3 separate regions of the Mus musculus genome follow, and all the other regions are linked to region 2. A link is a loop called in an ENCODE intact Hi-C map of the cell type or tissue named here. Cell type or tissue: heart. All regions are shown on one strand.

Evidence for each region. A loop is a pair of places that touch in the nucleus more often than their neighbours do. Peaks named below come from ENCODE experiments on the same cell type or tissue, not always from the same donor. Only the 100,000 strongest peaks of a DNase experiment are listed, where the experiment ranks them.
Region 1: it touches region 2 in a loop (2.6-fold over the local background); 3 of 42 quality-filtered maps call a loop at or near these places.
Region 3: a loop joins it to region 2, with 4 times the contacts of the local background. A loop is called at or near these places in 8 of 42 quality-filtered maps.

The regions. Positions count from the first base shown.
Region 1 is chr6:137,700,908-137,708,907 of GRCm38, reverse strand. Gm38915 (a long non-coding RNA gene) reads right to left here and starts at 5,763. Exons shown (of 4, transcript XR_869522.1): 1 at 5,677-5,763; 2 at 4,491-4,609. In heart, no CTCF peak of the experiment used is centred here; DNase peaks (open chromatin) are centred at 4,387, 5,277 and 5,797; H3K4me3 peaks cover 612 bases; H3K27ac peaks cover 2,171 bases.
Region 2 is chr6:137,554,337-137,562,336 of GRCm38, reverse strand. All of the region lies in intron 2 of Eps8 (epidermal growth factor receptor pathway substrate 8), which reads left to right. Among named protein-coding and RNA genes, the nearest start is that of Eps8, 91 kb to the left of the region's middle. In heart, no CTCF peak of the experiment used is centred here; DNase peaks (open chromatin) are centred at 1,896, 3,276 and 4,456; H3K27ac peaks cover 1,519 bases.
Region 3 is chr6:137,451,548-137,459,547 of GRCm38, reverse strand. Ptpro (protein tyrosine phosphatase, receptor type, O) reads right to left here. Exons shown (of 27, transcript NM_011216.3): 25 at 4,828-4,963. Among named protein-coding and RNA genes, the nearest start is that of Gm52924, 180 kb to the right of the region's middle. In heart, a CTCF peak has its summit at 3,725 (motif pointing left); DNase peaks (open chromatin) are centred at 2,177 and 3,677; H3K4me3 peaks cover 531 bases; H3K27ac peaks cover 2,364 bases.

The sequences.
Region 1 (8,000 bases), 150 kb before region 2:
CTACTCTTTCACTCTCACAGTGGTTGGTGAGGGCTGAATGGTATGTCATTCAGCATACCAAAAGGAGAAAGGAAGGAAGGAAGGAAAGAAGGGAGGGAGGGAGGGAGGGAGGGAGGGAGGGAGGGAGGGAGGGAGGGAGGGAGGGAGAGAGAGAGAGAGATGGAGAGAGAAAGAAAGAAAGGAAGGAAGGAAGGAAGGAAGGAAGGAAGAAAGAAAGAAAGAAAGAAAGAAAGAAAGAAAGAAAGAAAGAAAGAAAGAAAGAAAGGGAAAGAAAAGAAAGGAAAGGAAAGGAAGAGGAGAGAAGAGAAAGGAAAGGAAAAGAAAAGAAAAAAGAGAAGAAAAGAGAAGAGAAGAGAAGAGAAGAGAAGAGAAGAGAAGAGAAGAGAAGAGAAGAGAAGGGTGGCTTTTGTAACCTGAGACTTTGCATTGCACCCTGGGTCACTACCTCAATGTCATATGTTTATTGGAGGGTAAATATAATCACCCACTAGAATTTCTTATAACCAGTCCAACGTTTCAACCTAAAATTAGTAATGAGGAACATGTTCACTTTAATATATACTATAAGCTATAACCTACTAGAATTATTTTCTAATTTATGATCAAGTTCTACTATTTAACAGGGCTTGAAAACTACGATTTACATCGAACATTGGCTCTGATTGTACAGAATGGCAGAGGCAGCACTGACCCTTTTTAGACTGCTCCTGTGTTAACCTGGGTGCGGGGAGAAGTGGTCACCGAGACAGCAGCAAGCAATTGTGTGGGTGGTGTGGAATCACTGTGTTCTAAAAGATGGGGGAGGGTCCAGAAGCAGGGAAAACTATGACCCAAGTCTGATCTCTGGTAGAGGAGGAGGTAGAGAAGGAAGGTTGCTTGGAAACCTTTCAGACTGTAGAACCCTCCATGGGAGGTTCAGCAGGGACAGGGGAGCATCAAGGAGCCAAAGCTGAGCAAGAAAGCACTTTGCAGCAGCAGCCAGCCACGACAGCTGGTCGTTGGCAAGAAGCTGGAGGGTGCATTACCTGTAGTGTGCATTGCCTATAAGGTGTGTAGCCTGTAGTGTGCATAGCCTGTAGTGTGCATTGCCTGTAGTGTGCATTGTCTGTAGTGTGCATTGCCTATAAGGTGTGTAGCCTGTAGTGTGCATTGCCTATAAGGTGTGTAGCCTGTAGTGTGCATTGCCTGTAGTGTGCATTGTCTGTAGTGTGCATAGCCTGTAGTGTGCATTGCCTATAAGGTGTGTAGCCTGTAGTGTGCATGATGTGAGTTTGTACCTCATGTCACTGCTCCAGACTTTCCATTCATAACTTGCCTTGGACTTCAAAGTGTGCTGGGCACATTCCAATGGCTGCTACAGCCACATCATCAATGCCTCCCAGCCTGCCACTTTCTGATGTCTGCTCCTGAGCTTAGAGTCCGGTATGAGCACCTGCTCACCCCTCAGCTGGGAGTCACTCCTGAGAGGACGGTCTCCTCCTGGCCATTCTCCCAATACAAGCCCTCAGTTTCCTTCTTCCCCATTGCCTTCCAGAGCCAATAACTAACAAATTCTATTGATCAGCCACTCTCTTTCCTGCTGCTCTTCCATGGGATTTCAGGGTTACCGCTCTGGTTTGCACCCCCACACCTCTACGGCACATCCACACTGCTGGCCTCTCCACAGACATGCCCCTGCATCCCTACCTCTCTAATCCACTTAAAACGTTATTGCCAAGTTCATCTGTCTGGAAGGGTGGTTCTGGTTATATTATTTCTGTTCTTTAAAAAAATCCTTCAGTAGTTCTTTTTTTTTTATTTATTTAAACGAAATAAACTCTCATACTGTTCTATAGTCAAGGACCTTCATGGCCTGATGCTAAGGAAGCTTTTCAATTTTACCTCTCAAGATTCTTTTTAGACACATCGTAGCCCCCTGAGTTAAAGCAGCTACACAATTATGCTCGGAACTTCCATACCTTTATGAAATTGCCTCAGGATTTGCCTACTTTTAAAGCCTTCAGGTAATGCTGTTTAACCCAGCCACCCAAGACTCAAGTGTTACTTGGGAGCTTTCCCCAAATCTCTTAGCTGGAAATTTTCTATTAGAGGATATTTGCTAGTCTATAAGATACTGTTTTTAATGACATTTTTGTTATGGAAGCAGGGAGCACACATTTTCAAACATAGTGAAATTGGCTTTGTGTGGAGAGAAACTGTTGAGTCATGTAAAACCCAAGCACTGTAACCAGCAGGAAGACATAAACTTTGCATATGCAAAGCTTTGAAACCTTAGGCATGAAAAAGGATAAAATCGTAATTAGGGGAAGGAGGGATGGTGTTCTGTTGTCACCTAATGTTTGTTGTGACTCTTCCTGAGGAGACATGATCATCGAATGTCTCTTTGCCTCCGATAGGCATGGAAAACAGATCAAAGTAGCAATTCCATCTGAGTCCAGCTCTACAAACCAGTGAGCTTTCAGGCTTGCAAGGGTGTAGGGGAGGAGTTACGGGAGCACGGGTGAACCTCGAGTAGCAGCATCAGCAGCAGGTCTCATCTCAGCATTAGGATAACCTCACAGGAGCATCACGGGTGCCCCTTTCAGTAAAGTTTCCATCTCGTATATCCCCTCGCACTTCTGCCCCAAGCGGAAGTCATATGCAGCATCAGTGGTTGGGTTTGGAGGGAGCTCCTGAGACTCAGATCTGATCGCTCTCCTCTACTCAGTCTACAAGGGAAGGTTAAATCAGCTGGTCTGAGGAGAGTCCTCTGACAATAAGCCGATCTGCTGTTCTGAGCAGCATACCGAAATTCTGATCTGTAGCAGATATAGCAATCCTGCATAGTCACTAGGGACCGGAGATTGGGTAACACAGTAAAGCAAATGCTACTGTAGTGTCCCACAAAGGGCTTTAGATGCTAAGCCATGGTATAAACTATCTTGGCTGAGTTATTACAGAGAGCCAAAGTATACAGAGGAGCCATATTTTGTTAAGAACAAGCCTCTGGATGTGGTGCGGCATAGATGTTATCTCAGAACTTGGGAGACTGAGACGGGAAGAGCGAAAGTTCAAAGCCAGCTGATGATATGGTGACTCTGAGTCCAGCTTGGGTTACATAGTGAGACTACACCAAACAAACAAATATGTGCACGCACAAAGGACAAATTGTAAATCACAATAAATAGGTGGACAAAATTTAACTTTTACATGATGCTAATAGTTGCTGAAGAGTATGTCTGGCAAAAATCATTACGTAAACACATATATTATAAAGCTTACATATGATATATAGTCTGCCATATATAACTGTTCATATTAGCGATACAGTTAAGAATAAGGGTTCAAAAATAAACTAAACAACTTTGTGATATTCATATACTACATACATTTAAAATATTTTTGTTTTTATTTATGTATTTCCTAAGAAGAATAAGGACTAGAGATGTAGCTCATTAGGTAGAATGCTAGCTTAGCATTCATGGAATCCCAGGTTCCATCCCCAGCATTGTGTAAACTTGGGATGATGGCACCATCTGCCGTCTCAGTACACAGAGAGAAACAGGAAGGTCAGAAGTTCGAGGGCATCCTTGGCTACATAGTGAGTCTGAATTAGCTTGGGCTACAAGATAGCCTGTTTCAAAAGAAACAAGAAAAGAGGGAGTCAGGGAGATGGCTCAGCCCATGAAAGGTCTACTGCAAAACAACCTGGCTGTGAATTCTGCAGGCCAAGCACTGGTAGGGTAGACTGGCAGACCTCAGAGTCTGACGGCCAGCGGCATATCCGAATGGTATGCACTGGGGTCAATGAAAGACCCTGAATCCAAAAGTACAGTGGAAGATCAAGTAGATGACACAATGCAGATAAAGGTGTTTGCTGCCAAGCCCGATGGACCAAGTTCCATCCCCAAGACCTACATGGTAGAAAGAAAACGTGAATTCTCACAAGCCCCACTGGGTGGCATCTCCAGGGTAAGCATGGGAGCTGCTGTGGCTTCCTAGTAATCTACAAATGGGTGCGTGAGAGAAATAGGGTGGCTAGAACAGGCGATTGAGGTTGGTTGGACGGAGGGAGAAATGGCAGTGTGGGCTGAGCAAAGAGCGTATGGGAAAGCCATCACAGGGGGAGAAGAGCCTCCTGTAGACAGAAGAACACTGGGACACGAGCCGAGCAGGGTCTGCACGTATTAGAACGCTTCGCCTGTCATGCTGAAGAGCTTGGGATTTAATTTTAAGCTGTGGGAAACCACTCGAGGGAATAGAAAGATAAGGCTTGTATTTTAGACCATCATGCTGCAAGGAGGTGATTGGCTGGAGTGTGGAAGGAGATGTCTTGATGTGGGGGCAGGGAGAACAACGAGGAAGCTGTCCAGTTCAGTGTAACGGACAGGACCCCATTAGTGTTTGTCCGAAAGCCAAAGCAACAACAGGGAGGAAGGAGAGCGGGAGGGTGGTGAGGATCTGGTAAGTATCAGGAAACCGGAAGCCATGGGAGCCAGTGACTGACTTACCCGGTCGCAGGAAGGGCAGGCAGCGTAGGCACACTCTCACAGGCTCGCGCGCAGTTCCACACCGACAACCCCAGCACTCAGTAGCCGCAGCAAGCCGAGGAGTTCATGGCCTCGCTGAGCTACATAGAAAGCCAGAGCCCAGCCTTTCATTAAACAAGCTAACAAAACCAAATATGAGTTATGATAAACTAATAGCCAACACTAATCACTTGCTGGCCCCAAAATCTATTGCATAAAGCACATTTTCCTCCAAGAAGATAATAAGTAATTTTCATAGGACTCAAAATTCCAGAACACACTGCCTTACTCTACCTCTCATCAGCACACACTTACATAGATGGAGCAAGTCTCTTTATTCACTGTTAAAACCTATTTCTAATGGGGGAGGGGAGGGAGAACCCTCCTTCCTACACAAGGTATCCCCTGAGTCACCCAGAACTCCTCATCAGTTTCAATCAGGGGATCCTGGATCTTTTATTACTTTCAAAGTTACTTTTTAAAAGATTTTTTTTTAATGTACGTGTGTGTGTGTGTGTGTGTGTGTGTGTGTGTGTGTGTGTGTGCCTCATGTGTGCAGGCTGCATTGGATCCCCAGGAGCTGGATTAATAGGCAGTTGTGAGTCTTATGACTTAGAGGCTGGGGTCTGGAACTGGGTCATCTGGAAGAGTAGCCAGCCCGCTTAACCCCTGAGCCATCTTTCTGTAATTAACCGCAGTGTACTCGTCTCAGTCCTGATACCTGGGGTTGAGGACCCTGGGGATAGCAACATAGAGAACAGGCATGCATATGAGAGGGTTGGCGTGTCTGGTCATTAGCTCCACCCCTCCAAAGCATAAGGACACAAGTTTCACCCTTAGACCCCACGTAAAAAAGCGCAGATTTGTAATCCCACCTGGGGAGGTGGAGACAGGGAGATCGCTGGGCTCACAGGTCAAGCAAGAGATCCTGGCTCAGGAAAACAAGGTGGACAGAACTGAGAGAAACACCTGAGTGTCACCTCAGGTCTCCACACCCATCCATCACTGCCCCCTACATCGTCCCCCCTCCCCCAAACCATGCTGGTGTTGGCCTTGCTTTCCCTGAAATAATGGGGCTCCACCTCTGAGGTCAAACATCTCAGATAAAGATCTCGGGATCGTTAAAGAAGCAAGTCAGACACCCTAGAGAACCAGAGAAGTCACGCACCATGTACGCACAATGTAGTCACCCCAAACCCTGGAGCTGATGCTGGAATGATCTGTGGAAAAGGCCAAAATTTAAGTGTTTGGCCTCTCTCTGCAGAGATCCTCTTGACACATCCAATGACAAACAATCCAGGGCTGCCAAGGTTTCTGAGTCAGTCAGGAAGCAATTGTTGAAACCTTTCCCAGGGTCTCAGTATCTTTGAGTGTCAGTATGTGAAAGGACAGGAAGTTGGAGAAAGGGCAAGACTGTGGAATAGTATTCATGAAATACTGAATTTTTTTGTCACCTAAAAACCAAGACAGTAACTTCAATTTATTTCGCCCCTAAGACATACCTAGTGCTACTGATTTTTTAAAAAAAATTATTATAAATTCTTATAAATAACCAAAGAGAGTTTGCGACGTATGTTGATGATTATTGCTGAGTGTTGAGTGTTTCCCTCTCCTTCTGGATGGTGACCACTTTCACTTCCATAAGTTTGACAATGGGGTAGGAAAGTTTGTATTTCACCAACCAGTAGGAAGCAGAGCCCAGAAGTGTTTAACTGTACCTGCTGGGCACTTTGGCGTTGGTTTATTTAATTAACTCAACTTATATCCATTAAGATTTATGAGATACACCTTCATTTTTCCTTGCTGTGCTACAAGAAACTTTTTTAAAATTTATTCACTTTATATCCCACTCACTGTTCCTTCTCCTGGTCAGCCCCTCCCACAATCCTTCCATACTCACCTTCCCTTCTCCTCTGAGAGAGTGGAGGTCCCCTACTTGGTACCTTGCCCTCTGCCCCCTGCCTCCGCCTCTAGCACATCAAGTCTCTGCCAGTGTTCGGTGCATTCTCTCCCACTGAGGCCAGACAAGGCACTCCAGCTAGAAGAACATATCCCACATACAGGAAACAGCTCTTGAGATAGCCCCGCTCCAGCTGTTCAGGACCCACATGAAGACCAAGCTGCACATCTGCTACATGTGGGCAGGGTTAGGCTAGCCCATGTATGCCCTTTGGTAAGTGGTTCTGTCTCAGAGAGCAACAAGAAACTTACCACAAACTTTGCAAGCTAAAACAATATGTATTAGTTCATTCCTCTGTAATGTAAAATAAACCCCTGTGCCCAGCAGTGATGCCTAGGGACCCACGTAGCTAAAATCAAGGGCATTGCCACAGGTCTTTTCCTGAGCAGAATCTGGTGACTATGGTTGGAGAGATGAGGCCTGACAGCTAGCATGATAGCGTATCATGTAAAGACACTTGTCACCTTAGCTTACAACCTGAGCCCGATTCCTGTGATCCACATGGCAGAAGACGGAAAGATTGGTTCTTGAATCTGAGGTCAGAAAAGCCTGAGATAGTTGAGGGGTGTGGCGTGGCATAGCATGGCATGGCGTGGTGTGGTGGTGACTAGGTCAGCTTTCCCTTGCTGGCATTTAGCAGAGCATTGACATCCATCCTGGACTCATAGAACTTCCCACGCTTTTGGTTTTGGTGGTGGTGGTCACACAGCCTCCTCTCTTCCAGCCAGCAACAGTGACTCTCACTTGTGTCCAGTGTCTCTCAGTCAAGGTCAGCCTCTTTGTAAAGATTCATCTAATTGGACAAACCAACTAGAATGCTCTCAGCATCTCAGTGCTGACCTCTTTGAGATCGTATTTACATCTACAAAAGGACTTCTTAGTGGTGCCTGGATTTGCACCTGATGGGATAACCGAGAGAAGATGGTGTGGAACCAGAGGGTGGGACTGTTGGGGAGCATCCTACATCATCTCTGCCAGAGGTCCATTGGGATCCCCAGTAACCGGGGGGGGGGGGGCTGTGTTCTGATAGAGATTGAGGAAGAATTGCTTCTAAGCTCACACAGTATATTAGCAGAATCTGTCTTTCTGGCCATTGAATTGAAGGTGTTCTGCTGCTGCTGCTGCTGCTGCTGCTGCTGCTGCTGGCTAGTGGAAGGAAAACTCTCTCACCTGTCCCTGTTCACAATGGAGTCACAATGCTTGACTGTCAAGACCAGTGAATGAGAGAATCCCCCAAATCCAGTGTCTGCTAAGACTAGATCTTTTGGTTTTTGATTTTGTTTTGTTTTGTTTTGTTTTGTTTTGTTTTGTTTTGTTTTGTTTTGTTTTGTTTTGTTTTGCTTTGCTTTGCTTTGCTTTGCTTTGCTTTGTTTTGTTTGAGACAGGGTTTCTCTGTGTAGCCCTGGCTGTCCTGGAACTCACTTTGTAGACCAGGCTGGCTTCGAACTCAGAAATCCGCCTGCCTCTGCCTCCCAAGTGCTGGGATTAAAGGCGTGCGCCACCACACCCGGTTTAAGACTAGATCTTATCTG
Region 2 (8,000 bases):
TGTACTTCAAGCTGAATGTGAACTCACTATGAGTCCCAGGCTGGCCTCAAACTACAGCAATCCTCCTGCCTCAGCCTACTGAGTGCTGGGATCGCAGGCATGCACACCGCCATGTATGGCGTCACTGTTGTTCTTGTGTGTGTGTGATAGGAACGCGTTTGTGTGCACACAGGTGTGCATGCATATGGACCACAGACGGCAGGCAGTCTCAGGATTAGGGTCTCACTGAACTCAGAGCACATCCATTTGGTCATTGCATGGCCAGTGAACTCGCCTGCCTCTATTCACACACCACTGGAGCTCCAGGCACGCACAGCCACACCCAGCTCTTACATGGGTGCTGGGGATCTGAACTCACAAACTCATGCCTCTACAGCAAGTACTTCATTGGCTTCACTGTATCCCAGTCCCTGTCACCAGATGCTTAGAGGGTGGCCGATAATCAGTTTGTTGCTATGGAAACAGCAGAGGGGTGCATTTTAAAATAATAAATAGGGTAGAATGTAGATGCTCCCACCAAAATGAAAAGATCAGACAAAATTATCTCAAAATTAGTGAACTCTGAGCACCAGAAACAATCCCCGTCCTGGAAATACCCCCACGGATAGTTTCTTAAGCTCTAATAATAAATAGATAATTGTCTTTGGACTTAGCATTTTCAAAGGTGTTCCCCAGACATTCCACAAGGTCCCTCAGGATCCGTCATTAGGCATTCCTTCATCCTTTTCTTCTCTTGGTTCCAGTCGTTTCCAGTCACTGTTAAAGCCATACTAGATAAACGTTTGGGACATGCCTGGGATGTCCCAGGACTGCCCATACCCACACCAGTGGGCCACTGCTGTGCCATCCAATACTTGCTTCCTCTAGGATATTGCTCTGACAGCTGCTGCTGGGAAGACAGTTCCATAGGATGTTGCTGGTATCCCAATGACAGTGTTACTAACCTGTGTTCCACTTTCCTATTTGCATGTATGTCTTGCTAGCCCAAATGTTCCTACAGGCAGTGAGTGAATCGTGTTTGCTCTGTATGCCTTCACGCAGGGCACGTGTTATAGGCCATACATTTCCCCTAAATGAGGTGGGTTTGGGGGCCACATAGTATGTTTCGCTCTAGAAAATACTCATTCCATGTATAAGCTGCTATTTCTCTCATAGTTGAGAATAGTTGAGAATATTAAACAGGCATTTTTTTTTCTTTTTCAGTAGCTCACTACTGCATCTGTTGGAAGCATATTTCTTCTGTTTCTGGGGACACTGGCTTCTTAGGCCTTTGAGCCCCTAGAGTCCTCCTATTCTGGTGGAATTATCTGATAATTCTTACTTACATGTTTGTGGCATAATATGTGATTGCTCTCAGGAGCATTTATGGTTTAGTAGTGCTTTCTGGGGAACACAACTGTTTAACTTGAAAGAACGAATTCATTTCCATAAGTGCATTGGCATCCACTGTGCAGCTTGGGTAATGGATATGTTTTAAGGAACCAGGGTGACACTTTGTTGACCCTAGAATCACACCAGGCATGCTGGCTGCCTGGTGTACATTTGCATATTTAGTACCTCCAACTGGGAAGGCATTCCTCTTAGCCTGCCTCTGTGAGGGCTCCTTAGTGGATGCATTTGTGCCCATTACACTGCCTGCTCGGCGCTAATCTGAAGGTCACAGTGCCAGGCGCATTTCAGTTCGCGTGTTATTCTGCCTCACCTCCTCGGATTTTCTCACTTCTTTGGAACTAGAAACACATAATCACAGAACACTTGAGCTAATTCCCCGAGAACTTGTTACAGATCGAGCGGGCTTCTCGGCTGCTGACTGGTGTGTAAGAGGATAGTCTTCTTGCTGAAAGTGAAATTCTAGAGGCCTCAGATGTCTGAACTCTTTCCAGGGTGGATTGCTCAAGAGGAAACAAACTGCACGGTCCTGTATAATTGCTTGTTATTTTGAAGACGGAAATGTTATGTGTATTTTTCTTCCCCAAGGGCCCTGTGGAGGACAGGATCCTGCTAGTGTTTTTAATAGATCTGTTTGATACTGCCAATACACAGAACTCACAAACAAGGGAGGCTCATGTCCATTTGGCTGAACAATGAAATACTGCAGAAGGACTCAATTCCTACTGACAGAAAAGTCACACGGGGAGTTTCAGACGAATGTATGAAAGAGACAGGTAGATCTAGGTTGTGTGTGTGTGTGTGTGTGTGTGTGTGTGTGTGTGTGTGTGTGTGTGTGTGTGTGTGGTGGTGGTGGTGGTAGGGGGAACATGCTCTTAACGTCTTAGTTATCCTAAAAGGCAAGGCTCGTAGACCAGGGCACACTTGGAGACTCAGGGCTTGGAGGTTTGCCTTTATCTATCTGTGTTAAAGTCTTCAACTGTGTTTAGCCTGGGTGATGGTGGATCAGGTATTTCTGTGCCATGTGCCTCAGTTTCCTGTAAATAGAGAGAGTGGCACATGCCTCTTTAGAGGATTTGTGATTATCAACCATATTGAAACATGCAAAGATTTCACGGCAATGGTTGGCACACCTGTGGACCTCACTCTTGTTATTTGTTGCTTCTGTAATGGGCTCTGCACAGTTGACTCAGAGAGAACAGTTGCTTAGGAAATAAAGGCACATGCTTGGGGGTCTGAGGAGATAGCTCAACTGGCAAAGCACTTGCAGAGATCTCAGTCTGATGCCAAGAGCCCGTGTTAAAACAAGCTTGTGTGTGCTTGTCATCCCAGCGCCGAGGGGCTAGGGGAGGATGGGTCCCTCAAACTCGTTGGCTGGTCAGTTCAGACTGCTTAATGAAAACCTACTTTTCCTTCACACAGACACAGAGACACAGACTGACAGGCAGACAGGTATGGACACATGTACATACCCCCCTCCCACACACACACATTCACACATACCCCTACACACACATACATCTTCCCCAAACAAAGAGGAAAATTTTCAGAGCTAAAAGCAATTTAAATTTTGGCGGTAAAGACTATCTGGGTTTTTCTTTCTCCATGAGAAATTATGTTATAAAGAGGAAAGCACGTGAGCACCCAGTGGTGTGCTGTCTTAAGTATCCTTTGGCCATGTGTGTTTGGCTGAAAGTCTTCGCCCTCGGAACCAGGCATTGCCTGTTTGAGGAATGCTGTCTGCTTTGAAAGCCAGCTCCGAGGAGTTCACTTGGTTTTGGCCGTTTGGGTTAGGTTCTATGTTGTCTAATCAGAACTGGATGGGGATGGTGCCGGTGTGCAACTCCCTTCCAAGAAAAACACTGGGTGTTTCAGGAAGTGGGCGAGTGAGTCAGCGGACTGCACTTTTCCTCTGAGTCAGTCTCGGACTTGCTGGAAACAGGCTTGACTTTCACCCAGAGTTCTGCTTTTCCGATCGAATGTTCCATCGGGGTTGACCTCGTACCACGCTGACAGAAGGCTTTGTTAGTGTGTGCGCTCACACGGAGTGTCTTAGTGAGTGTGCCCAGTGAGTATTTAAAAGAAAAATCTCAATTCAAACCTACATCCTTAAACTAGTTTCGCCTCCGTGACAGTTTTGCTTCAAGCAGGGTCATGGAGAGTGGTTCTTCACTGCAAGATTTAAAAACCCTAACTTCATGCTGTATGGTTACTGAATGGAAGAATGAGGTATGCCCCAAGGTATGGCTGAGGTGGTTGTATTGAAGACATGAAGGAGATCGGTCAGATGTCCTTACTATTGACTTCCTTAGGGAAATCTTTTAGAGAGAGATGGAGGCAGGTGGAGAGATGGTGCAGCGGTTGATAGCAGTTCCTTCACTTCAGGAAGACCTGAGTTTGATCCCCAGAACCTACACTGGGCAGCTCCTGAGCTCAGAGAGACATACCTGGCTCTGGTCTCCTAGCACTGTCGCAGGAAAGAACAGAGTCAGTTCTTTTCTAAGAGTAAACTGCTGTAATTTGAGTCCTGTAAGGTCTGCAAAGCCGGTCAGGTAGCTGTGGGGCTTTGTGGGTAGTTGTCTTAGTTAGGGTTTTACTGCTGTGAACAGACACCATGACCAAGGCAACTCTGATAAGGACAACATTTAATTGGGACTGACTTACAGGTTCAGAGGTTCAGTCTATTATCATTGAGGCAGGGACATGGCAGCATCCAGGCAGGCATGGTGCAGGAGGAACTGAGAGTTCTACATCTTTCATCTGAAGTCTACTAGCAGAAAACTGACTTCCAGACAGCTAAAATGAAGGTCTTAAAGCCCACACCCACAGTGACACACCTACTCCAACAAGGCTATACCTCGAAACAGTGCCATTCCCTGGGCCAAACACAAACAAACCATCACATGATGTGCCTACCCTTTTCATTTACACTAGTAGACTGATAATTTTTCTTTTCTTTTCTCTTCTCTTTTCTTTTTAGTTTTTTAATCTTAAGCACTTGGGCTTGGGTTAGCTGGAGGCGTTGGTTTTTCTTTCTGGCGCATAGTCATTGTAGGTCCTCCCCACACCCTCCCCCATTTCCTCCCAGTCAGGGACAGTGCTGGCTGCTGGCTTCTCTGAGGTTTGAACAGTTGCTTCTGAGATTAAGCACCATTCCTGTAATGTGTCCCCCATATCTTATAAAAATCTGAATGCTGGTTTATTTCCTAGAAAAATTTCCACTTTATCATCTTGGAATGGAATGGTTTGGCCCTTGGCAGAGCAAAGAGTTCTCAGCTAAGGACTTTGAGAATGGTACTGTGAGATTCTCATGTCTGCCTAGGAGTGAAAGTTTTTATAAAACAAAAGATAGAATCTCCAGCAGCTACACACTGTGTTATAGGCAAGCTTTGTGGAGACCCAAGAGAAGAATGCATCTTTCTATGTTTTCCCCTCACTCCAGAGATCAGTGGACATGCATGCGCACCTCCTACCTGATGTTTTACCCTGCTCTCTACTGGCAGATGATCTGTGCAGGTAAACTCCTGAGCAGCAAGCGAACAACTAGGTTAGCCTGTGGCTTTTGCTAGGTCTAAGGAAGTGTGAGGCTGCAGCGCACCCTTACAGAGAGGCCCCAGTGCCTCATTTGATCAGTGCTCAATGGGAGCCTGTGAGTGTATGTGACATATCCAAGAGCAGAGAAGGGAACTCGCTGAAAAACCAGGGATAGTGTTGGCTTCCTCACCCCACATTCTTCCTAACCCCATGGGTGTCCAAAATGCCCCCCCATGATGGACTGGCATATCCTCACATTTGGGGTTCTGCTGGGATTACACATATCACCAGACAGTGAGGAAAGCTGGAGAGGGAGAGGATATAATTGCAGGGGTGTGCTGGTTACTCTTGAGCCACGGTGACTGGGCTATCCCACTGAAACTACTTAAGGTGACTGGGCTATCCCAATGAAACTACTTAAGGAATGGAGGGTTTACTTTGTCTCAGAGTCTCAAAGGTTTTCTGTCCACACAGGGAACGCATGCAGGAACAATCGAGTGTAGGAGTCTGTGGCAGAGACTGTTGATATCAAGGAGGGCCAGAAGGCAGAGTGAAAGGCTAGAACCCGGAGAGATAACAGCTTTCAGATTCACACCCTTAGGCACCTACTCCTGCTTGCTAGGCTTCACCTCCTAGCAGCTCAACATTGTGCATATGCGCACATATATACACATGCACACACATATACACATGCACACGCATATACACATGCACACACACATGTACACATGCACACATACATACATACACACTCATATATACACATAATCACATGCACACACATATACACATGCACACACATGTACACATGCACACACACATACACATGCACACACATATACACATGTACACATGCACACACATGTACACATGCACACACATACATACATACACACTCATATATGCACATAATCATATGCACACACATATATACATGTACACACATATATATATATATACATATATACACATATACATACATACATACATATTGACACAGCACCATCAAAGTTTCGAGAAGTGTTAAAAATGTAATTTAGTCAAGTAACTCATAGAAATAATTTTCTTTTTTCATCTTTTTAAAAATTAGATATTTTCTTTATTTACATTTTAAATTTTGTCCCCTTTCCCCATTTCCCCTCTGAACACCCCCCCATCCCATCCCCCTTCCACCTGCTCACTAACCTACCCACTCCCACTTCCCTATCCTGGCATTTCTCTATACTGTGGCCCTTCACAAGACCAAGGGCCTCTCCTCTCATTGATGTCCCACAAGGCCATTCTCTGTTATATATATGGCTGGAACCATGGGTCCCTCCATGTACTCTTTGGTTGGTGGTTTAGTCCCTGGGAGCTCTGGGGGTACTGATTGTTTCATATTGTTGTTCCTCCTATGAAGCTGCAAACTCCTTCAGCTCCTTGGATCCTTTCTCTAGCTCCTTCATTGGAGACCCCGTGCTCAGTCCAATGGATGGCTGTGTGCATTCACCTCTGTATTTGTCAGGCACTGGCAGAGCCTCTCAGGAGACAGCTATATCAGGCTTCTGTCAGCAAGCACTTGTTGGCATCCACAATAGTGTCTGGGTTTGGTAACTGGATATGGGATTAATGGAAAACTCCAACACAAGGAGGAAAACTACACCTTAGAAATAGCAAGAAAATAATCTTCTTTTAACAAACCAAAAAGAAGATAGCCACATAAATATAATTCCAACTCTAACAATAAAAATAACAGGAAGCAGCAATCACTTTTCCTTAATATCTCTTAATATCAATGGACTCAATTCCCCAATAAAAAGGAAATGTTTTCAAAACAGCAGTTTGGGGAGCTATGGCTCTGTGGCTGTTTTACTTCATTAACTAGTATCATAAACGTTTTAGATACACGCATTGCCCAGAATCACTCATTTGTCCCCTTGCTTTGCAAGCACGCCACTGAAAAGCTGGGAGTAAACACCAAGGCTAGGTCACCAAGCCACCGTGCCCTTTCAGAACTCTTGCTCTTGTGAAATCCCAGGGTCCTCGTTCTTCATCTTGAACCACGCCTGCCTTCATCCAAATTCTCTTCCTAGCCATCCTCGGTGCCCCTCACCCCTGCTATGACGGAAGCTTACACAATCCAGGGCTCTAGATCGTCAGACCCTTTCCAAGCAGTCTGTGGAATCTTGTGTGTAATAAATGAACCCAGCCTCTTGTGATAGTCGTCTGTGTGGTGGACTGGTGGAGTTTATTCCACTGCAGTGTTTATTAGTAGCTCCAGGCGTGGGACTTGTCACTAGACGTGGGACTTGTCACTAGAAGCCTGATTTACCCTCTGAGTCTGGCAGAGATGTGCTTTTATTTAATGGGATTCCTGTGATCCTGGCAGATGATCATACAAGTGAAAGATCCTCTTCCTCCTCTTCCTCTTCCTCCTCCTCTTCCTCCACCTCTTCCTCCTCCTCTTCCTCCTCCTCTTCTTCCTCCTCTTCCTCCTCTGTGTTACTTTTGTTTGCAGCACAAGTAAAATTTAGTTCCCTTAGTGTATTGATTTCATAAGCCAATTTGGCTGAAAATCAGACAGTTTTCTTACTAAATGGTACCCAGTTCATGTAGCAGACGCTTGGAATTAATTTAGAAGGATTTTTGTTTAGAAAAGTTGACAACTTGTAATTCTTTTTAAAAATGACGCATTGCCTTTTAAATATTTATTTTGTTTTAATTATGAATGTGTATGTATGTGTCTTAAGTTGGTATGTAGCACATGTGTACAGGTGCCCACAGAGGTCAGAAGAGGGCATAGCATCTCCCGGAGTTGAAGTTACTGATGGTTATGAGCCACCATGTGGGTACTGGGATTAAGCCGAAGTCTTCTGCAAGAGTGGTCAGTGCTCTCTCCAGCCCTGACTTCTTATTCTTAGATTCCTCACTTTAACTAGAACGTTATGCATTTCTTCCCAAGTTCTTCATCTTTTGCCTTTTTCTCAGTAGCTTAGAGATGGGAATTATGGGTATGGAGAGAAAGAAGGACTTGCTTAGAGATACTTCCCATGTTCCCTCCTCCTGCTGGCCTAACATAGCCTGCTTACCCCAACATG
Region 3 (8,000 bases), 100 kb after region 2:
TTGGCTTGGTTATGGTGTCTGTTCACAGCAGTAAAACCCTAACTAAGGTATGTACTATGTGAAAATTCAGTGTTGCAGAAATGTGTGTGTGTATGTGTGTGTGTGTGTATGTGTGTGTGGTATGTGTGTGTGTATGTATGTGTGTGTATGTATGTGTGTGTGTGTATGTGTGTGTGTTTGTGTGTAGCACACAAGTGCACATGAACATGTACTTGAGCAGCTGTGCACGACTGAAGGCTGAGATAAAATCCCCCGGACATTAAAGCTGGTTTTCTCTGTGCCATGAAACAGGTTAATTTCATGTTTTTTCTCCTTTACCCCAACTGTTTTATTATCGGCGGTACAATTAACTGTTACCCCTGAATAAAGTGCAGCCAAGATGTCCACAGGATTTTAGACAGCCTTGTGCAAACAGCTTCACATAATAATAATAAGAATAAAAGCAAAGGCTTCGAGCCGCAGCTGGTTGGAACCTCAGCTCTGTGTTCTCAGTAAGCTCTGGAGAAAACACTGTCCCTTATGCTAGGATTACATCTCACTGCACTGTGCCAGCCATGGTGGTCCTCATACATCAACCACTAGTTCTGGGCTCATGAGAATGCTGGAAATAGACAGGGCTCTGGTCTGGACTCGTGCTCTGCAGATGCCCAGTGGCCAAACTTTGTGTCAAAACCAAAACCAAGCAGGGCACATCTTCATTGGTGTTGGCAACAGGTGAGTTGTCCACACTCCTGTGAATGATGGCACATTCGAGCTCTTTAAAGCACTGCAACTAGACTCACTGGGCCATGTGCACACAGGGAGACTCACTGGGCCGTGTGCACACTGGGAGACTCACTGGGTTGTGTGCACACAGGAAGAGGGAAAGCTGAAGGAAGACTGATGGGGAAGGAAGGAGTCCAACGGGACTGGGAAAGAGAGTAACGGGGGTAGGTAAATGTGTTCAAAATACATTATATACATGTCTACAGATGCAGGGCGAAGCTCAGTATTCTGTATATTCATCTAATTATTACATATAATTGGCATATGCTAATTAAAAACCCCAAAACTCCAAGCCAAACAAACAAAACCAAAACAACCCAATGAGGGCAGTGACAGGGCCACACAGAAAGGACAAATAAGCACAAGGCTATCTATAGTCACATCCGTGGGACCTGGAGAAAGCCACGCTGCCCACGGTGAGGACAGTCTGTTCAAAGCAGACCCTCAGCTGACCTCCAGAGAGGTGATTGAAGGAAAACCAAGCAAAATGTTTGCTAAGAATAGAGCACCGGAGCTCGGGAGCGGGAGGGGTCTGAGCCATCTGTAGGTGGCAGGCTATGGTTTCCAAGTATCTTTATGGATCCTGTCAGCTTAGGCCCTGCATTCCTTATGGCGACACATGGCACCTGTGAATCCCATTTTAGAGAGGAGAAGTGGAGGCTCTGAAGAGGTGACATGACTTGGGAAGTCCCAGAGCCGAGGCTCTCGCCTCCTCCCAGGCTCTGGCTCTCTGTTTTCATCCTTTCTCCGAAAGGATGGAGAAGCCCTGAAGTGTGGTTGATCGGTTGAGGAAGGGCAGCACCACATGGGCTGCCCATGCAGATCGCAACGATCCCGAGGCGAACCCTGAGGACAAGGCTACTTGAATTAGTCACTTTGGCTATTTCAAGGGATAGCAAGGTATGATGGAGTCCAGGAGGTAGGTATGTGGAGAATTATCAGCCAAAAATGAGGAGAAAGATGCTATTCAGCTCTGGGGTTAAGTAGATAAAGACCAGCTCTCCACTGGAAACTGATTTTGTCCTCTTGATTGTCATGTTTGATTGACAAGTGGTAGAAAAGAAAATCATTTCATTCTTTAGTCCTTACTTATTAACTAAGTAAATTAGCAGGCAGCGGGATTTGAATGTGAGTGGGTTGAAGGACAAACATGAGATAAAAGAACTTGTGTTGGAAAATTCAGGTTGGACCAGGGAGCACACAGAAACAAGGAAAAATAAAGCAAGTGAACAAGACGTTCTAGATACAACCGATAAAGCAGACATAAATAAACAACTGGGAAGGTGTCCATCCAGGACTCCCGAGGGAACTCAAGGGTAAAGCTGGGGAGTTGGGAAAGGGAGGAAGCTGAGAGACCCTTGGATTTCCCAGCAAGTTCCTGGAGGGAATAGTGGCCTTTCAAAAGACTGTTTTCATGGAGAAGTCAGCCAGAAATGTTGCTGTAAAGAAGGAAGCCGGACGATTAAAACTGGGGCCAAAAATATGGGAGAGACAAAGCAGAGCCCTGACCGTGCAGGAAGCCCCAGGGGCTGGTCTGCTCTCTGAGATTATCACTCTGAAGACAAACATCGAGGCTGCGGGGGAGCCAGAGGAGCCTTGTGCACAAAGTTTTCAGAAACGGACAAGGATTCTGTGGTTGTGAAAAATCAAAGGTAGCACCAGCCTACAGTCAACATCTTCAAAATTGTAAAGAGGTATCGATTAAGGGGACAAGTTGCATAATTCATCAAACAAGATGCTTAGAACAAGACGTGCTTTGAAGTGTGGGGATTTACACACACCACAAAACAGGTTCTCAGCCTTCCTCACGCTGGGACCCTTTAATACAATCCCTCATGTTGTGATGACTCCCAACCGTAAAATTATCTTTGTTGCTACTTCATAACTATAAGTTTGCTACTGTTATGAATTGTAATGCAAACATTGTGTTTTCTGATGGTCTTCGGCGAACCCTGCGAAAGGGTAGTTCAACAGCCAAAGGCGTAATGGACCCACAGGTTATGAACTGTTATCATGTAAGAATATGTTTTTTAAAGCGTCTATTACATATAAATGTAACGGAGATAGTTTTATTGCATATCAGAATATGTGTTTATGGAAGTAAACAACCAAAACTTCAGGCTGAAATCCAGCCCTCATTCCCTCCCATGACATCTCTCCCTTATCCCCACCAGCACCTCCCCCTTCCGACGTCACATGCTCTGTTTTGTTTTTGTTTGTTTTTGTTTGTTTTCCAGACCCACTGAGGATACTTAATGTTGTCTGTATGTGCATAGATGTGGAATATCTACAGGATTGTGGGTAGTTCCCTAAGCCTTGCATCCCTTTTCTAACTACCTGCTTCTCCCAAAAGGTCAACAGTTGTCCATAGCACCCTAATGCCCACCTCCCTGTATCCGTGCTGGGATTTTGTCCAGCTTGATCTCACTCAGGGTTTGAGCATGCTGTCACTACTGCTATAAGTTCTTATCTCAAGTGCTCTGCTGCGGGAAGAAAACAGTGCTGGCTTAGTGTGATCTGCTGCGCCTGCCTCTTGTGATCTTTCTGTCCCCTCTTTCGGGATGCTCCCCGAGCCTCTAGGGGAAAGGGTGTGGCTATATAACTCCCGTTTATGGCAGGTCACTCTGTAGTCTCTTATTTTCTGTAGTCTTACCAGTTGTGTGTCTCCATGCGAGTTGCCATCTATTGCAAAAAGAAGCTTCTCCTAATGGGAAAACATCCTGCCTGGGTATGCGTCCTAACTGTCATTCAGACGTTTGCTAATGAGTCACTACCTCCAAACTACCGTGCCCTGGGAGCAGCTTGGCAATGAATATGTTTGAATGGTTCTGCCAAGCCTTGCTAAGATGCAGCTGTGGTGATGGGAGTGAGCTGGGGGTAGGAAACCAAAGAGTAAGAAGTCGGTGTTGGAGAGACTCTGCCATTACCCTCCAGGCTATTTGAGTTATACTGACATCTAGTGGTTCTTGAACGAAGCTGCAGGAGGAAGAACAACACGTTAAAGCAGAGAGAAGTCAGGCCTGGCGTTGTTCTAGTCCAGAAGATTCCGCCCCCCACATTCTTCTCCAGGAAAAGCTCTATTGTGCCCTTGAGGCCAGGGAGTACCTAATAGCCCAGTGGTCTGGATTATAGAAAAGCCAGTGTACTCGGGTTTTGGCAGTCACACCGGTGTACTCTGGCTGTTGCTGCGGGGCAGCACAAGGCTGCCTGGAGCTGTCCTTCCAGGCTGAGCACATTCTAAAGCCTCACGGGAAAGAAGGACTTGGGAGACGAGGAGGCAAAGGGGACACTGGTTAATAAGACTGGGGGAATTCTGGGATACACCGCCTGTTCATTTAAGGCATTGGTTCTCAACCTTCCCAATGCTGTGACCCTGTAATACATTCCTCATGTTGTGGTGACCCCCAATCATAATAATTAGTTCATTGCTACTTCATAACTGTAATTTTGCTGCTGTTATGACATGTAATAGAAATATCTGATGTGCCTGACATCTAATCTATAACCCCCAGATGGGCTGCAACCTAGAGATTGAGAACCAGTGATTTAAGTAATAGGGCAGGGGAGGTGGATTGGGGGCTGGCAATCCTGAAAGCCTAGAGAGAGATCACAAATCCAACAACCAAGGGTTATTATCAGAAGTGAGTGAAGACAGAGTCACATGGAGGAACAAGCCCAGTGACAAACTTACTGACCAGTCTGTCATCTCAAGTAGAAATCAAACCACATCTGTCCTACAGTCTTCCTTACCCAGGCTGACTGCTACCTTCAGCGAGCGCCATACTGCTCAAAAGGGGTTGATTCTATTTCAGACACGCCCACGTGCTCCATATTCCTAGAAGGCAGATGAAGCCAGGCAAGTAGTGTGACTATTTACACCACGGCCTTTTGAGAGCTTGCTACCTATTCATTTGGAATGGGGTAGTTTCAAATATGCACAGCAAGAAACTGGGAAAGACAGGTGTAAAGACACTGAGACAGCCCGATTAAAACCAAACGTTGGGTAATAGGATGCTTTCCATCAAGAGCAAACTTAAGCGCACACGTCGATGCTGTTCCTACCTCTGTCTGTACCATTGACATTCGGTATGAGCGCATCTCTGATACCAGCCCTAAGATGTCCACAAATTCATGATCTCGAATGTGTTGCAGGAGCCTGTCCAGGGCAATGAAGGTTCCTGTCCGTCCCACACCCGCACTGCAAAAGAAGGTTCAGATAACACGTAAGTCTCACAGGGCTTCTGCACTGCTGGAAACCAACTGGAGATCTCTAAAGCAGACAGACAGCAATGAAAGGGGGAACCTGTTCTCCCACAGTGCCTTGCACTTAGCTGGGTCCTGAGGATGCTGAGGTGGCTGGTGCTGCTTAGAGGCCACATTTTTTACCATCACATCATTCGCTATAGAGGTAAGGCTTTGCACCATTTCTGCCCTGAGCTCTCTGTTTTTGGAGGAAAGTGAAGACGGTACACTGAGCAGCCCAAGGAGGAGATGGTTCACGCTCCCCTTTAGGCAAGGATGCATATTAACAGCCTTCTGTCTCAGGGGTAGACAGACAGACAGACAGACAGACAGACAGACAGACAGACAGACACACACACACACACACACACGTCATTCCTGGAACCCAGCTCAACCCAGCTCCAAGGTTTAGTTGACAACCCCACTGCCTAACTCCAACTCTGGAGCCTTGAACATTTATTTGCACACAGTCACCTCACCCTCTCAGACAGCCATGGAGAGGCTCTACTCCTCTAGTAGAACCACGTGTCTCTACTGACCCAGCCATGAATGTGCACGAATCTCCCAGCGATCTTTTAAATGACTACCTTGAGGGCGAACTCTTCTTATCCAGTGCCTGAGCCCCAGAGTTAAGGGTGTGGACAGATATGGACTGGTATTGCCAACTCCCTAAAGTTTCCTGTTCTCCGTGTTAAAGTCAGTTCTGCCCTTCTGCCAATCATCCGCAGAGCCAAAGGGCTTCGAACTTTAAATTACACTGACATTTTGGATAAAGAGACAGTTGAGCCAATTTAGATGTGGAATTTGCTAGAAGAAGAAGAAGAAGAAGAAAAAAAAAATCCCAAACTAAAAGCCTTTGAGTTCAGAACCCAATTTGCTTTTTCTATTAGATAACTCTTCTCTCCTGGGGCTTCTCAGATAAAATGGTCTGCCACCAAGTGGGCCCTTGTAAAGTCACATCCCGCAGGGCCCCTGCTGCCAGCTGAGAAAGGACTGTGTGAGCTTGACCCCACAGGTGCAAGCAGCTTTATTTTCAGAGGGCTGTTTTGAGAATAATCTCATTTCCAACAACATGCTTTGAAACCGCAGGAGTCTCATGTGGGCGGATGAGGAGGACCCGCTCTGCTCCTTCAACAGCAACTTAGCAGCTCACAAGCATGGCTGGTCCTCAGTGTGCGCACACACAGGGTACACACATGCAGTGTGAACACATACGTGTGCACACAACACACCTGTACATTCACACACATTATGTGTACACACATACATACATGCACGTATATAATGCACACATATTTATATTGCTCACCAGAACACACACACACACACACACACACACACACACACACACACAAAACCACAGGATCAACATTTTAGCTCACCAAGACAAGGTGCTAGCTCCCATATTTGAAAGGTACTTGCTCAGGATGGGATAGTTGCGGATGTGTTCCCTAACATCCGTCCCTCCATGTCTACCTCTGATTCGCATCCAAAAGTTTTGAGCCTATATAACCATTTTCTCACATCTTGTCACTGGGTGCATTTTGTGATCATTTGTGGGAGGGCAAAGAAACACTCACTTCAGAGGAAACACTCACTTCCCAGAAGGAGTTCATATGAATTATGGCTTAAAATGTTATAAGCCATTTGTCCTGTTTGACTTTAGGTTCTGAATTCCCAGAAGAGTTTTTTGAAGAGCAACCACATTTATCTAATACACCAAATACTTTTATATTTTCTTACCTTCTGCCTTCTCTTAAGTCCGTTTGGACTGTTTTGAGCATGAGAAGCTTTGCAGAATTGACCTTGTATTTATCATGCAGTATCTACTCTGGATTTCAGTGGTGATGTCACATGGTACCTGACTGTACTGGCTAGTTTTGTGTCAAGTTGACACAGCTGGAGTTATCACAGAGAAAGGAGCTTCAGTTGGGGAAATGCCTCCATGATATCCAGCTATGGGGCATTTTCTCAATTAGTGATCAAGGGGGGAGGTCCCCTTGTGGGTGGGACCATCTCTGGGCTGGGAGTCTTGGGTTCTATAAGAGAGCAGGCTGAGCAAGCCAGGGGAAGCAAGCCAGTAAAGAACATCCCTCCATGGCCTCTGCATCAGCTCCTGCTTCCTGACCTGCTTGAGTTCCAGTCCTGACTTCCTTGGTGATGAACAGCACTATGGAAGTGTAAGCTGAATAAACCCTTTCCTCCCCATCTTGCTTCTTGGTCATGATGTTTGTGCAGGAATAGAAACCCTGACTAAGACAAATTGGTACCAGCAGAGTGGGGTATCCTGTGACAACCTGGCCATGTTTTGGGGAGGACTGTGGAAGGACTTTGGAACTTTGGGCTAGAAGATCCATTCGGTGTTAAGAGCTCTGTCAGATGTTGTGTAGGAGCTTGGAAGATAATGTTGAGAACAGTGCAGAAGATGGAGGCCTGGCTTGTGAAATTTCAGAGGGAAAATTAAAGACTCACTTCAGGGCCATTGCTATTTTGGATTGTGAAGATTCTGTGGTTCTGGTTAGCTGGGGCTGAAGAATCAGCTGTGATTAACAAGATACCAGAACTACTAAAGCAAAAACTTTGCATTACTGGGACTATTGATGCTGGTTAGCTGGAGCTAAGAAATTAGCGGTGATTAAGAAGAGACCAGCATCATTGAGGTGACATCTTCTGGGAAGTGTTTTCTGAAAGCACAGTGGCTGTGTTCCAGAGATAGCCAAGGTTGTACCTTGTGCTGTGGCTGGACTTGGTAATGTGTAAGAGTCACCCAGGTGGTATTGGTTTTGAAGGCAGGAAGGGGTCACACAGAGCAGCTGAGGCTCAGCACTGTGAGAGGCCATGGAAGGCCATTGATGAAGATGCAGCCTCAGTTGCAATTGACGACCCAGGACTGAAGGGGTCATGCAGTGTTTTGGAGATGCCAGTACCATGAGATGACCACCAAGAGCAGCAGCAGTGGAGTACAGGCATCTGGAGCCTAGGACGACATGTGT